2 separate regions of the Homo sapiens genome follow, and region 1 is linked to region 2. Evidence: chromatin contacts called from ENCODE Hi-C or POLR2A ChIA-PET data. All regions are on one chromosome and are shown on one strand. Each heading gives the region's core, a stretch centred on a gene start or an enhancer-like site at or near the end of the contact. The rest is flanking DNA. Distances are from core to core; before and after follow the strand shown. Region 1 overlaps MOSMO (modulator of smoothened). Region 2 holds the start of MOSMO (modulator of smoothened).

What was found. A loop is a pair of places that touch in the nucleus more often than their neighbours do. ChIA-PET counts read pairs that join two places held with the same protein, here RNA polymerase II (POLR2A). Pooled maps may share reads with other maps.
Region 1: a map of GM12878 shows a loop between it and region 2 (3-fold over the local background). The contact joins the enhancer-like site here to the promoter of MOSMO in region 2. A Hi-C loop is called at or near these places in 11 of 168 maps with a recorded cell type or tissue (GM12878, GM23248, HAP-1 and 8 more), 3 of 37 single-sample maps with no recorded cell type and 9 of 50 pooled maps. POLR2A ChIA-PET finds 5 or more read pairs at or near these places in 22 of 52 experiments (A549, A673, BJ and 18 more).

What each region holds. Positions count from the first base shown.
Region 1 is chr16:22,047,566-22,054,039 of GRCh38, forward strand. The region is part of intron 1 of MOSMO (modulator of smoothened); the gene reads left to right. Among named protein-coding and RNA genes, the nearest start is that of VWA3A, 42 kb to the right of the region's middle. RefSeq lists an enhancer at 6,403-6,474. Within about 2 kb of position 3,571, at least 3 of the 41 ENCODE cell types and tissues checked have a DNase peak (open chromatin) inside an H3K27ac peak, as active enhancers do; they include HCT116, PC-9 and mammary epithelial cell, where a contact is called at or near this core.
Region 2 is chr16:22,006,512-22,012,260 of GRCh38, forward strand. MOSMO (modulator of smoothened) reads left to right here and starts at 1,600. Exons shown (of 3, transcript NM_001164579.2): 1 at 1,600-1,896. The coding sequence starts at 1,791. RefSeq lists a silencer at 1,392-1,631.

The sequences.
Region 1 (6,474 bases), core at 2,321-4,820, 43 kb after region 2:
CCTGTATTGATAGATATTTAGTAATAGTGCTATTATAAGTAATAGTGCGGTGAACATCTTTGTACCTGTTTCTTTTTCCCTATATGCAGGTTTTTCTGTGGGTTGCATATGTAAAAATGAAATTGCTAAGCTGAAAGGTGTATGCACTTGAAGTTTCCTTAGAAAGGCAGTTGTGTCAGGTCCTCTGGGAAGCTGACACTGAGACAGAGTTAGGACTGCAAATAGTTCACTGAGTACCTGTGAAAGATAGGCAGTCAGAAGCTGAAGGAAGGGAAAGAGCTCAGACTGATTTACATCTAACAGTTACAGCCTATTCAGTGGGGCACTCTGGAGTGAAGATTGCCTATTAGAAGGATAGTACTACCAGTTGGTTAGAAATAGCCAGGCCCTGGTACTCCCATGTATTCAGTTATTGACCTGTGACTGCCAGGGAAGAAAGTGGCCTGATCTTGAAAGACGAGGGAGTTAAGTCCTAAAGGCACATCAGAACTGAACTGCAAGGTATCTTCAAGGGAGATCTTGAGCAGTGTACTTCCATGGTTGCTACTGCAGTGTAGGACTGTGTAGCATAGCAAATAACACAGATTATAGAGCCAAATTCCCAAATCCAACATCTCTGTGTAAGAAAGATGTTACTCTACATCTGTGTGCCTCAGGTTCTTTATCCGTACATCTGTAAAATGGAGAAATAACAGTACCTCCCTCATAGGGTTGTGAACGATTAAATGAGCTGCTGTATACAAAGGACTTAGGATACTGGGATATGTTAACACTGTATAAGAGTTAACTGATGCTGCTGCTGCAACATCAACATCAACCCAAAAGGTGCACCAGTTTTTCTTCCAACCCTCTCAACAATGTGTAAAAGTATATTCATTTCTCCGTATCTTTTCCAGTGCTGGATAGTATAAATCTTTTTAGCTTTTGAAAATTTGATGGCCCCAAAAATGGTATTTTGTCTTAATTTGCATTTCTTTATTAAGTTGAACATCTTTTCATGTTACTGGCCACATATTTAATCTTTTGAGGTTTTAAATTTTTTCTTATTAATGTTTGGTACCTAGTCATGTATTCCAGATATTGTTATATAGTTGTGAATATTTTCTCCCAGTCTCACGTTGTTTTTCAAATTTATTTTTCATTATTATTTATGGTTTCTTTTGACAAAGATGTTTAAAATTTTGTGGATCAGTTTTTTTCTTTATGGGTTCAGGGTTTTCTTTCTTACATTGAAAAGACTTTCCTACTCCACGTTTATAGTTCTCTTTTTTATGTTTAGCTTTGTAAAGCCTCTTGAATTTATTTTTGTTCATAATTTGAAATAAGTATCTAGCTTTATGTTTTCCTCACTATAACCGGTTGCCCCCGTGTTCTTCATTAACTAGCCCTTTTTCTCCCCTGATATTTCTTGATGCTATCTCTGCTGTATTCTAAATTCCTATATATATACTGGGTGGGAGGATATTAACATTTTTAAAGGTTTTAATATGTGTTGCCAAATTGCGCTGAGGAAATACATATAGAAATTTATGTTTTTACTGGAGAGTATTTTGTTGAGCTCCCCAACCTGTGTTTCTTGCTGTTGTTTTTAGTTTTTGCCACGTTAATAGTCAAAATATAGAAGTTTTCTTGGTTTGCTTTAAAAAAACAAACAAACCAGGTTCTCATTCTGTAGCCCAGGCTGAAGTGCTGTGGCATGATCATGGCTCACTATAACCTTAATCTCCTGGGCTCAAGTGACCTTCTTGCCTCAGCCTTCTGAGTAACCTCCGTCTTACATGGTGGTATGCGCCACCATGCCTAGCTAATTAAAAATCCTTTTATAGAAATAGGGTCTTGCTATGTTGCCCAGGCTGGTGGTTTTCATTTCTTTGGTTACTGGAAAGACTGAATTTTTAAAAATGTATATACTTTTGATGTTCTGTATGCCATCTTATATGAATTGCTTATTCATATTTTTCTCCATTTTTCAATTTTGATTTTAGGTTTCTTGTTGATTTGAAAGGTATCACATATAAAGACTATTACCCCTTCATGTGTATTGCACAGAGGTTATTGTTTACCTTTAAATTTATGGTATTTTTCTTTATAGTCTGACTTTGTATGTATACCTAGAAAAGTTTTCCCTATTCCTAAGACCACAAAGTCAACTAGAATATTTTCCTTTTTATGATTTTAATTTTTATATTAATTTGCCATCTTATTTTGCTGCATGGTAATAAGTGGGAATCTTAATTCTTTTATAAATGTTAAGCCAGTTACCTAAAACAGTTTACTGAATAATCCATTCTTTCCTCTGATTTGTAATGCCATCTTATATATCCTAGCTCTCTTGGGGTGTTTGATTCCGTATTGTTGATTGATGTATCTATTCCTGCACCATTACTACACACTCTTCATTATCGTGGCTGTTGTATCCATGCCATGGTTGGAGAGCTCACCTTGGAAAGTAAGCACTCTGTGGAAGTATCATTTCAAAACTGACTTTAATTTTGGAAATTAAAAGGAAAACCCTTCTTAAGCTAGAGTAAGTGGAGTGAATTGACTTGGATCCTGCCTGGGTTCCTCTGTCAACATTCTGTTTTGTGGTCTTTAAATAACATACTTGATTAATTCCATTGGACATGAGGTAATGGCTGCTCTTAAGCTATTCTAAAGCTAGAGACAGAACTGTACAAAAGAATTGTCAGCACCAAGTACTTTAATTTAAAATATTAAACTAAAAAAAATAGTTCCAATGTTTTAGAGATACCTTTCAGGTTAAATACAATTGGTTAGGTCTGATCATTTCTATGAATAGAAGGAAGTATTGAAGGTAAACCTGTTTCTAGAGCAGAGATTCTCAACTAGGGACAGTTTTGGCCACTCCATCTCCCAGGGACATTTGACAATGTCTCAAGACATGTTGATTATCACAGCTGTTAGAGGGAGAGAGTGCTACTGACTTCTAGTGAGTAAAGGCCAGGGATACTGCTACACATCCTACAGTGCCCAAGACAACCCCAGCAACAAGTAATTATTTGGTCCAAAATGTTAGTAGTGGGCCAGGTGTGGTGGCTTATGTCTTTAATCCCAGCTACTTGGGAGGCTGAGGCAGGAGGATCACTTGAGGCCAGGGGTTTGAAATCATCATAGGGGGACCCCATCTCCTTAAAAAAATTTTTTTAAGTAGATGGATGTGGTGGTACATGCCTGTGTCAGGATTGTCTAAGTCTTAGCTACTTGGGAGGATGAGGTAGGAGGATCACTTGAGCCCAGAAGTTTGAGACTACAGTGAGCTATGATCCAGCCTGGGTGACAAAGTGAGACTCTGTCTCTTAAGAAAAAAAAAAAAAAAAAAGTGAATGCTGCTGAGGTTGAGAAACCTACTGTAGAGAAAACTCAAACTGAGAGTTCATTTTTTAGTGCAGTCCAGTCTGACAACTGCTGTGTTTAATATATGCACAAGTAATTTACTATTGAAGTAAGAGAAGACCTTTCCAAAAGTATGGTACAAAACCTAGAAGCTATAAAAGACATGATTATTAAATTTGACTCTATGGCTGGGCGCGATGGCTCATACCTGCAATCCCGGCACTTTGGGAGGCCAAGACAGGTGAGTCACTTGAGGTCAGGAATTCAAGACCAGCCTGGCAACATGTTGAAACCCCATCTCTAATTAAAAATACAAAAATTAGCCGAGCATGGTGGTGCACACTTGTAATCCCAGCTATTCAGGAGGCCAAGGCAGGAGGATCACTTGAACCTGGGAGGTAGAAGTTGCAGTGAGCCAAGATGGTGCCTGCACTCCAGCCTGGGCGACAGAGCAAGACTCCATCTCCAAAAAAAAAAGGACTCTACAGAAAAATAAAATTTCTACATACAAAAAAAATCTACCATAAACAAAAGAAAAATAACAAACTAGGCTAAAATATCAATAGGTCAAACCACAGACAAATGGCTAATTTCCTTAATATTTAAAGAGTTCTTGTACTTCATTAAGGGAAGTACCAACAACAGCTCCATGCCCCTTCCCCCATACCTCACCCTACACATCTCTTCATCTATATCCTTTGTAGTATCCTTTATATTAATAATAAATCAATAAGCATAAGTGATTCACTGAGTTGTGTGACTTGTTCCAGCAAGTTAATTAAACCCAAAAAGGGGATTGTGGGAACCCCAACTTGAAGCCAGTCAGAAGTTTTGGAGGCCCCGGCTTGTGACTGACTGGTGTCTGGGATGGGGTGGGTGGCAGTCTTGGGGACTGAGCCATCAACCCATGGGATCTGATACTATCTCCAGGTAGACAGTGTCAGAATTGAATTGGAGGACACCTGGCTGGTGTCCACTGCTTGGTGTGTGGGGGAGAAACCCCACGCATTTGGTCACAAAAGCCTTCTGTGTTGCTGTGGTGTGACAGAAAAAAACATGGTTTGAGAGTTTTTTTCCTATATATATGTGGAATAATTTGGCAATATCTGTGAACATTTTAAATGCATATACTCTTTAACCCAGAAATTTTATTTCTAGGAATTTATTCTACGGATATAGTTTCATGTGTGAAATGAATTTCGTAACGATAAATTAGGCTGTCCATTGTTATTGTTTGAAATAACAAAAGACTGGAAATAATCCATTAAAGGGAAATATTGGAGAGTTGCCTCAATAGACAACTGTACAAATACAGTATATCTATATGCTAGAATACTATGAAGCCCTTTAGACAGGATGAGGCAGCCCTGTATATGCTAATATGTAAGATTCTCTATTATATGTTATTAAGTAAAATTGCCAGGCACAGACAGTATCAGGTATTGGCAAGAATATGTAGAGCAAGTGGGACCCTTATACACTGCTGGGAGAAAAGTGAATTCGGACATAACCCCTTTGGAAAACAATTTGGTATTATCTAATAAAATTTAAAGATGTGTATGAACCTTATAACCTACCAGTTTTACTTATTAACAGATTCTAGAGGAATTCTTGCTCATTTCCCCAGGTGACAGAAATGTTCATAGTGCCATTTATAAGAAAACAAAACAGCAACAAACTTCTAGAAATCTGTGTCCAGAGTAGAATAAATAAATGTTGAGAACACTATACAGCCATGAAAAATAAATAAATTATAACAATCTGAATCTTAAACAGTCATGTTGAGCAAGAGAAACAAACTGTGGAAACATACATGTAATAAGATTGGATTCCATTTATATGAAGTTTAATATAATTCATTAAACTGTATGAAACATTAAACATGTTGTTTAGGGGGAAAAAAAATTGTAAAACTACAAGCAAGGAATTAATAAGCACAAAATCAAGGAGAGTGGTTACCTCAGGAGAGAAAACGAGATTAGAGAGGGCACATGGGGGATTCAAAAAGTAATAGTAATATTCTCTCATCTTCTTTTTTTTTTTTTTTTTTTTTGAGACGGAGTCTCACTCTGTTGCCCAGGCTGGAGTACAGTGGCTTGATCTCTGCTCACTGTAACCTCCACTTCCCAGGTTCAAGCGATTCTCTTGCCTCAGACTCCCAAGTAGCTGGTACCACAGGCACCCGCCACCACGCCCAGCTAATTTTTTTTTTTTTGTATTTTTAGTAGCGATGGGGTTTTGTCATGTTGGTCTGGCATGTCTCCAACTCCTGGCCTCAAGTGATCCACCCACCTCCACCTCCCAACGTGCTGGGATTACAGGCATGAGCCACCGCACACCCAGCCTATTCTTCCTTCTTAAACTGGCATGTGGATGCATGGGGGTTCATGATATGATAGTTTTGTTTAACCTTATGCAATTTTAGAAATATTTTATATTTACTAATTATTAAAAATAAGTTTTGGAAAGTAGGTATTGAACATTATATATGTTACTGTGACTGCATGGGTCATTTAAAAAATAATACACAGACACACACTCATGCTCTTGTATATGCGTACATTATCCCTCCTGTAAAGATACACAAGAAGTGGTGCTTGCAGCCAGGCACGGGGGCTCATGCCTGTAATACCAGCACTTTGGGATGCCAAGGCGGGCAAATCACTTGAGGTCAGGAGTTCGAGACCAGCCTGGCCAACATGGTGAAACCCTTTCTCTACTAAAAATACAAACATTAGCTGGGTATTGTGGCGGGCACCTGTAATCCCAGCTACTCAGGAGGCTGAGGCAGGAGAATCACTTGAACCCAGGAGGTGGAGGTTGCAGTGATCTGATATCATGCCACTGCACTCCAGCCTGGGCAACAGAGGGAGACTCCGTCTCAAAAAAAAAGAAGTGGTTATTGCTTCAAGGAAAAGAAACGGAGTAGTTGGAGGCCCATTGTTGAAAGGAAATGTACTTATCACTTTATGCTATACTCTTTTTGTCTTTGAATTTTTGTAGCAAATGTATATAGTACATATTCAAATTTTAGTTTTAAAAATGTGTGTATAGAGAGAAAGGAGAGTCATTTATCATTTGCGAGAGACAGCTGGGGAAATTCCAGTATCATTTCTAACC
Region 2 (5,749 bases), core at 350-2,849:
CTCCCAGCTATGTAGTGACACTGATACTCTGTTGCACATTTCTGCAAGGCTGTTGGATTTGGTGGAATTTGAAACCTCCTGAATTTTGTGGACATGTAAGCATTCCAAAAATAGAGACAGATGTCACTCTTCTAGGTCCTTCTAGAGACGACCTATGTGGCATTTAAGGAGAAAATGAGTGTTTCATCTCCATCTGCTGCACGGAGTACCATTAGGGAGAGCTGGATCAAACGTCAGGGTTAGTGGTGATTCGGCCCATGAGCTGTGGAAGAAAAGAAAACCTCCACCATAGCATATGCTGACAAATTATGCAAATGCCTTATTTTCCTGTTTATTCATCCAACTTAAGACGCTGCACACACAACTCAGTAAACGGGATCATAACACCTGGTTGCTCAGGTCAAAAACTTATTCTTGAGTTCTCTTTCAACTCCTTCCCCATTATCAGCAGGTCCTTCCCTCTATCTACAAAACATCCAAATCTGTCCATTCCTCTCCATCTTCACTACTCTCACCCTAGCCAAAGCTACACTTCTCTCTCGTGGACTACTTGGCCTCTTAACTGGCGTCCCTGTTGTCATCTTTGCCTTTCCCCCATACAAGCTACACTATGGATCTTCACAGATTAAGTAAGATCATGGGATTCTGCAAACACCCTCCATTGCCTTCTCATTGCACTCAGAACAAAATCCAAGGCCCCCAAAGCCCTACACCTAGCCTCTGCCTACCTCTTGTCATACTACTCTCCTGCCACACAGGCCATTTTGCAATTCCTTGGACACGCTGATCTCTTTCTGCCCCCCTCCCCTAATGATCTTTGCATTGGCTGTTCCCTCTGTCTGGTCTTGCGCCAGGTCTTCAAAGTGCAGATCTTTACGATCGTGATGGTCTCAGCGGAAATGCATCCTTCCCTATCGCAGGTATCGCTCCGACTCCCATCACACTGACCTCCATTGAATTCAGGGATCTGCACCTGAAATTATCTTTATTTTACAGATAGGTTCTTAATGTGTTTCTGTCTCTTCCCACCAGAACGTGAGCTCCCCAAGAGCGGGCGCCTTGCCTCTGTCCACTCCAGCACCTCTGCACCTACAACGTCTGACGAAGAGGGGTTGTCGAAAGCTATTTGCTAAATGGGGCAATCCTGGGAGCTGACGGCCGCGGAACGGGCAATGAGAATACAAGGTGACAGGGACCGCGCGGGGCCCGGAGTCGCTCGGCGGGAGTCGGGGCCCGCCTCCTGCTGGAAGACGGGCAGCTCCCCACTCTCATTCCAGTTTTGCTTCTGAGGGGCTCAGGAGGGGCCGCAGCCTGTGCCCAGTCATCAACATCAACAATCTTATTAGTGGGCAGAAAGCCAAGAGGTGGCGTGGCCTGCCAGAAGAGACCGGGACCCGGGCAGGGACCGGAGCCGGGCCGGTCGGGTCCGGGTCCAGAACGTAGAGGCGGGCGGTGCGGGGAGGGGCCCAGGGCGGCCGGCCGAGCCGGGAGGACGGAGCTGGGGCGCGGCGGCTGGGGAGCCGGGACCGGCCTCGCCAACGCCGCGGCTTCGCTTCCGGGTGAGGGGCGGGCGGGCCGAGCAGTTCCGGGGCGGGCGGCGGTTCCGTCTGTGCGGGCCGCGCCGCGGCTGCTGGTCCCGGGCGCGCGGAGGGCGCGAGCGGCGCGCGGGGGCCGAGGGGGCGCGAGGCAGCGGCGCGGGGACTCCGGGCCCCGGCGGCGGCCCATGGGGCGGGAGGCGTGAGGCCGCTGCCTGTCCGGGGCTCGGGGGGTGGGGGGAGCGGGGCGGGGAGATGGATAAACTGACCATCATCTCAGGATGTCTCTTTCTGGCCGCCGATATCTTCGCCATCGCCAGCATCGCCAACCCGGACTGGATCAACACCGGGGAGTCTGCGGGTGAGCCGCTGGCGCGCCGGGCCGGGCGGGGGATTGGCTGAGGGCGACGCGAGAGAGGGGAGACCCGGACTGAGGAGAGGACGGGGTGGAGGGTCCCGGCCGGAGGCTAGCCTGAGGAGACCGGGGGCGGAGGGGAGACCCGGGCCGCGGAGGAAAGGGATGGAGGAGAGGAAGCCGCCGGGCGCCAGCGGGACCCCCGGGCTGAGGGGAGAGGCGCCCCAGGCCGGGTGAAAAGTGGCCGAGGAGACCTGGGCTGGGCTGGCAAGTCCCGGACCGGGGAGGAGGGGAGCAGCCCTCCGATGTGAGGGATCGCAGAGGAATGAGCTTCGTTCTGGATTAAAAAAAAAAAAAAAAAAGTCAAGGTGGGAGACGGGAGGAAACTGAGGCTCCTGCAAGGGAATTAGAAACCAGGCGGAGAGGCTAGGGCTGAGAGTGAGGCAGCCTGCGGGGCAGTGCGGGAGCCACTAGAGAGCTGGTGGGCGAGGGGAGGCCGAGAGGGATCAGGTCCGACCCCAGACCCTCCACCACCAGAGGAAGCTGCGGCCGGGGGCGAGCCCGGGCTGCGGGCGCTGACCCCACCAGGCAGGGTGAATGGTGGGTGCTGGGAGAGCTGGTGGGGTTGGTGGGAGTGGGGGGCGCCGGATTGGAGCCCCTCTGCACCGCCGCCCCCGCCCATCCCCTGCCCGCTTGGCAATGTTTGAGAAGCTTGTGGCTTCGGATTTTCCCTTTGAAGTGTGTATGTGGTTATAATTCTGCTTTATTTTAGGCCCGGGAGCTATAATACTACTAATAATAAACCTCATTTTATGGAGCGTCTTTCATTCCAGCGCATCACAAAAACGCTGGAGAGCTCTTAATAGTAGTTACAAAATTAAATAACACATTACAGTTGCAGGCAGCCCGGCAGCGGGAGCAGTGCTTGCTGTACCACCACGGAGCTGTGGGCGGGAGAGGCAAGGTGGTGCCCTCGGGAAAGAGGCGGGCATCTTTCTGAAGGGTACCCCAGGTGAATGCGCTTCCAAGATTTTTCTCAGCTTGGGCCACTTCTTTCCCTGTTACCTCTTCTCCCTCCCCTCTTCCCCCGCCTCTCTTTCTCCCTCTCTCCCAGACCTGTGAGACCAAACCTTAATTAATGTAAACAGCTGTCAGGAGAGCTGCTCCGATTTAAGGAATGGTCTTGTTTTTTAACTGCTTGTTCAGTGCAGGTGAAGGAACTTTTGGAGGGTTGGGAATGTCAAGCTCCCTCCATGGATAATTTCTTATAAAAATGCGGCCGGGCGCGGTGGCTCACGCCTGTAATCCCAGCACTTTGGGAGGCCGAGGCGGGCGGATCAGGAGGTCAGGATTTCGAAACTAGCCTGACCAACATGGCGAAACCCCGTCTCTACTAAAAATACAAAAAAAAAAAAAAAAAAAAAAAAAAAAAAAAAGAGAATTAGCCGGGCATGGTGGCGTGCACCTGTAATCCCAGCTACTCAGGAGGTGAGGCAGGAGAATCGCTTGAACCCGGGAGGCAGAGGTTGCAGTGAGCTGAGATTGCGCTACTGCACTCCAGCCTGGGCGACAGAGCGAGACTCTGTCTCAAAAAAAAGAAAAAGAAAAGCATCACTGTGCTGTCAAAACTTAATTTTTAAGTATTACTTATGGTTCTGTATTTATCCTGCAATATTTTTAGCTCTTAGAAAAAAAGTGGTAGCTGGGACATTTGTTGCTTCCTCCTCCCTCCCTTCTCTCCCCCAATCTAGACCTAGTAACACAAAATCATGCTGTCATATTCACTGGTTATTAAAATAACACTCTAAAAATTCTGCTACTTTTCTTGCCCATAGAGTTTTAGCAGAACTCTTAATTGTAAAAGATATGAAGAATCAGGATGGTTTCGAATTTGGTGGTACTATGGGCTTTGTTTATGAAAATATTGTTGCTGCCCGACAACTTAACACGGTTACATGTATGACATCCAGTTCGTGACCTGTTGATGTTTTTATCCTACTTACATGTGTATTGACTCCTTTTATGAGACTTTCAGGCTTCACGTACTTAGGGGAAAAGGGGTTTCGGTGCTGTAGCAGAAGGAATCTTTTTACAAAGAAGTTTTAGATAGAATCCCAATAGATAAAATAGACTAAATGACCATGCAAAAGATATAGTTGAAAGAGAAGAATTGTTACATATAAAAGAGAAGAAAGATAAGTGATAGCATAACGTTCCTAAGATGGAAAAGGGCATAGCCGGGCGTGGTGGCTCATGCCTGTAATCCCAGCACTTTGGGAGGCCAAGGCGGACGGATCACCTGAGGACAGGAGTTTGAGACCATCCTGGCCAACATGATGAAACCCTGTCTCTACTAAAAATACAAAGAAGTTAGCCGGGCGCGGTGGTGCATGCCTGTCATCCCAGCTACTCGGGAGGCTGAGGCAAGAGAATTGCTTGAACTTGGGAGGCGGAGGTTGCAGTGAGCCAAGATCACGCTACTGCACTCTGGCCTGGGCGACAGAATGGTACTCCGTCTTAAAAAGAAAACAGAAAAAAAAAAAAAAAGGGCAAGCTCCTCTTGTATTCAGAAGAAAGCAAGGATAGAATGAGTATAACTCTTTAAAATTTGGAGGCAAAATTGGCTGTGAGTTGCCATGGAGATAGGAGCAATGGATGTCCAAGGTCTGAGGAAATAGAAACTGTTCGAAATAATTGCAGAGAAAGCTTGCCAACGGTGATAAGTAGGTTTGTCTAGCAGCACTGATGCGTCGTGGAAGTTGATGGTCATGAACATACAGTGTGATAACCTATCTGCCCTCTTGACCTTTTCTAGTAGTGCTATGTCATTTTGGTACTAAGGTAGGTGAATTTTCCAAGTGTTCTTGGAAATAAGGAAACATCAAGAATAATGTAAAAGCCTCATATACAATAATGAATAATAAAGAATAATGTGAAGGCTTCATTCAAGGTTGGGGTTTGCCAGATACATTGCAACAAAATGACAGAGCAGCCAAGGTATTTAGGATAGTGGCCAAAGTATTGTAATGATGGCTTATGGAGTGTCAGCTGGATAAAGAGTGAAAATGAATAAAAACTAATGGATTGTTCAGTCGAATAGCAGATGGTACAATGGTACATGGCCAGTAGAATAGGGGACCCAATAAAATTGAAGACCAGTCAGAGTGGGAGTGATCAATCCAGCAAAGTGGAATGGCAGGGGATCGTAGGCACAAGGTCCAGAGTGTAACAGTGACAATGTGTGGCTGATGTGGGATCGAGGAAGTGATTGTTTTTTTTCTAAAAGTTTTCCTTGCCATCTCAGGATACCACTCCGTTAAATATTATGGCTAGAAAGAGGAATAAGAGATACTAGGAACATAGGAAATTTTTAAAATTCTTATCTAGCATGTATTTCTTACCTTACATATGTCAGGCAGTAAACCCCCCAAAACATAAAACGAATGGGACAGTATGTTCCTTGGTTTACCGTTGTGCTTGAGCTTGTATGCTGTACAGTCTCACCTGAGCAGGCAGATGTAGTCCTGAGTTAAAAAAAAAAAAAAAAAAAGTGCAGAGTTACACCTTCCAAATCAATGAAACATTTACAAGAAGTTCAAGTAAGATCTCAGTGGTGACAGGTCTAGCTTATTTCAAGAGCTGCACAAAAGCCACTTAACCTGGCAACAAAAAGTTAATGTGTTGGTTCCCTTTGGTGTATTATATTCAGTCTATTAAAGTTTTGATTGTGATGTTTTCATTGCAGTTTTTATACCGGATAAAATGTATTTTAGAAGTAGAACTTTTGGAGCTGAAATAGTCTGCAGAATGTAGCTTGAAAACCACGGCAGTGAACTACTAAGGGAAAGTTTCAGAATTC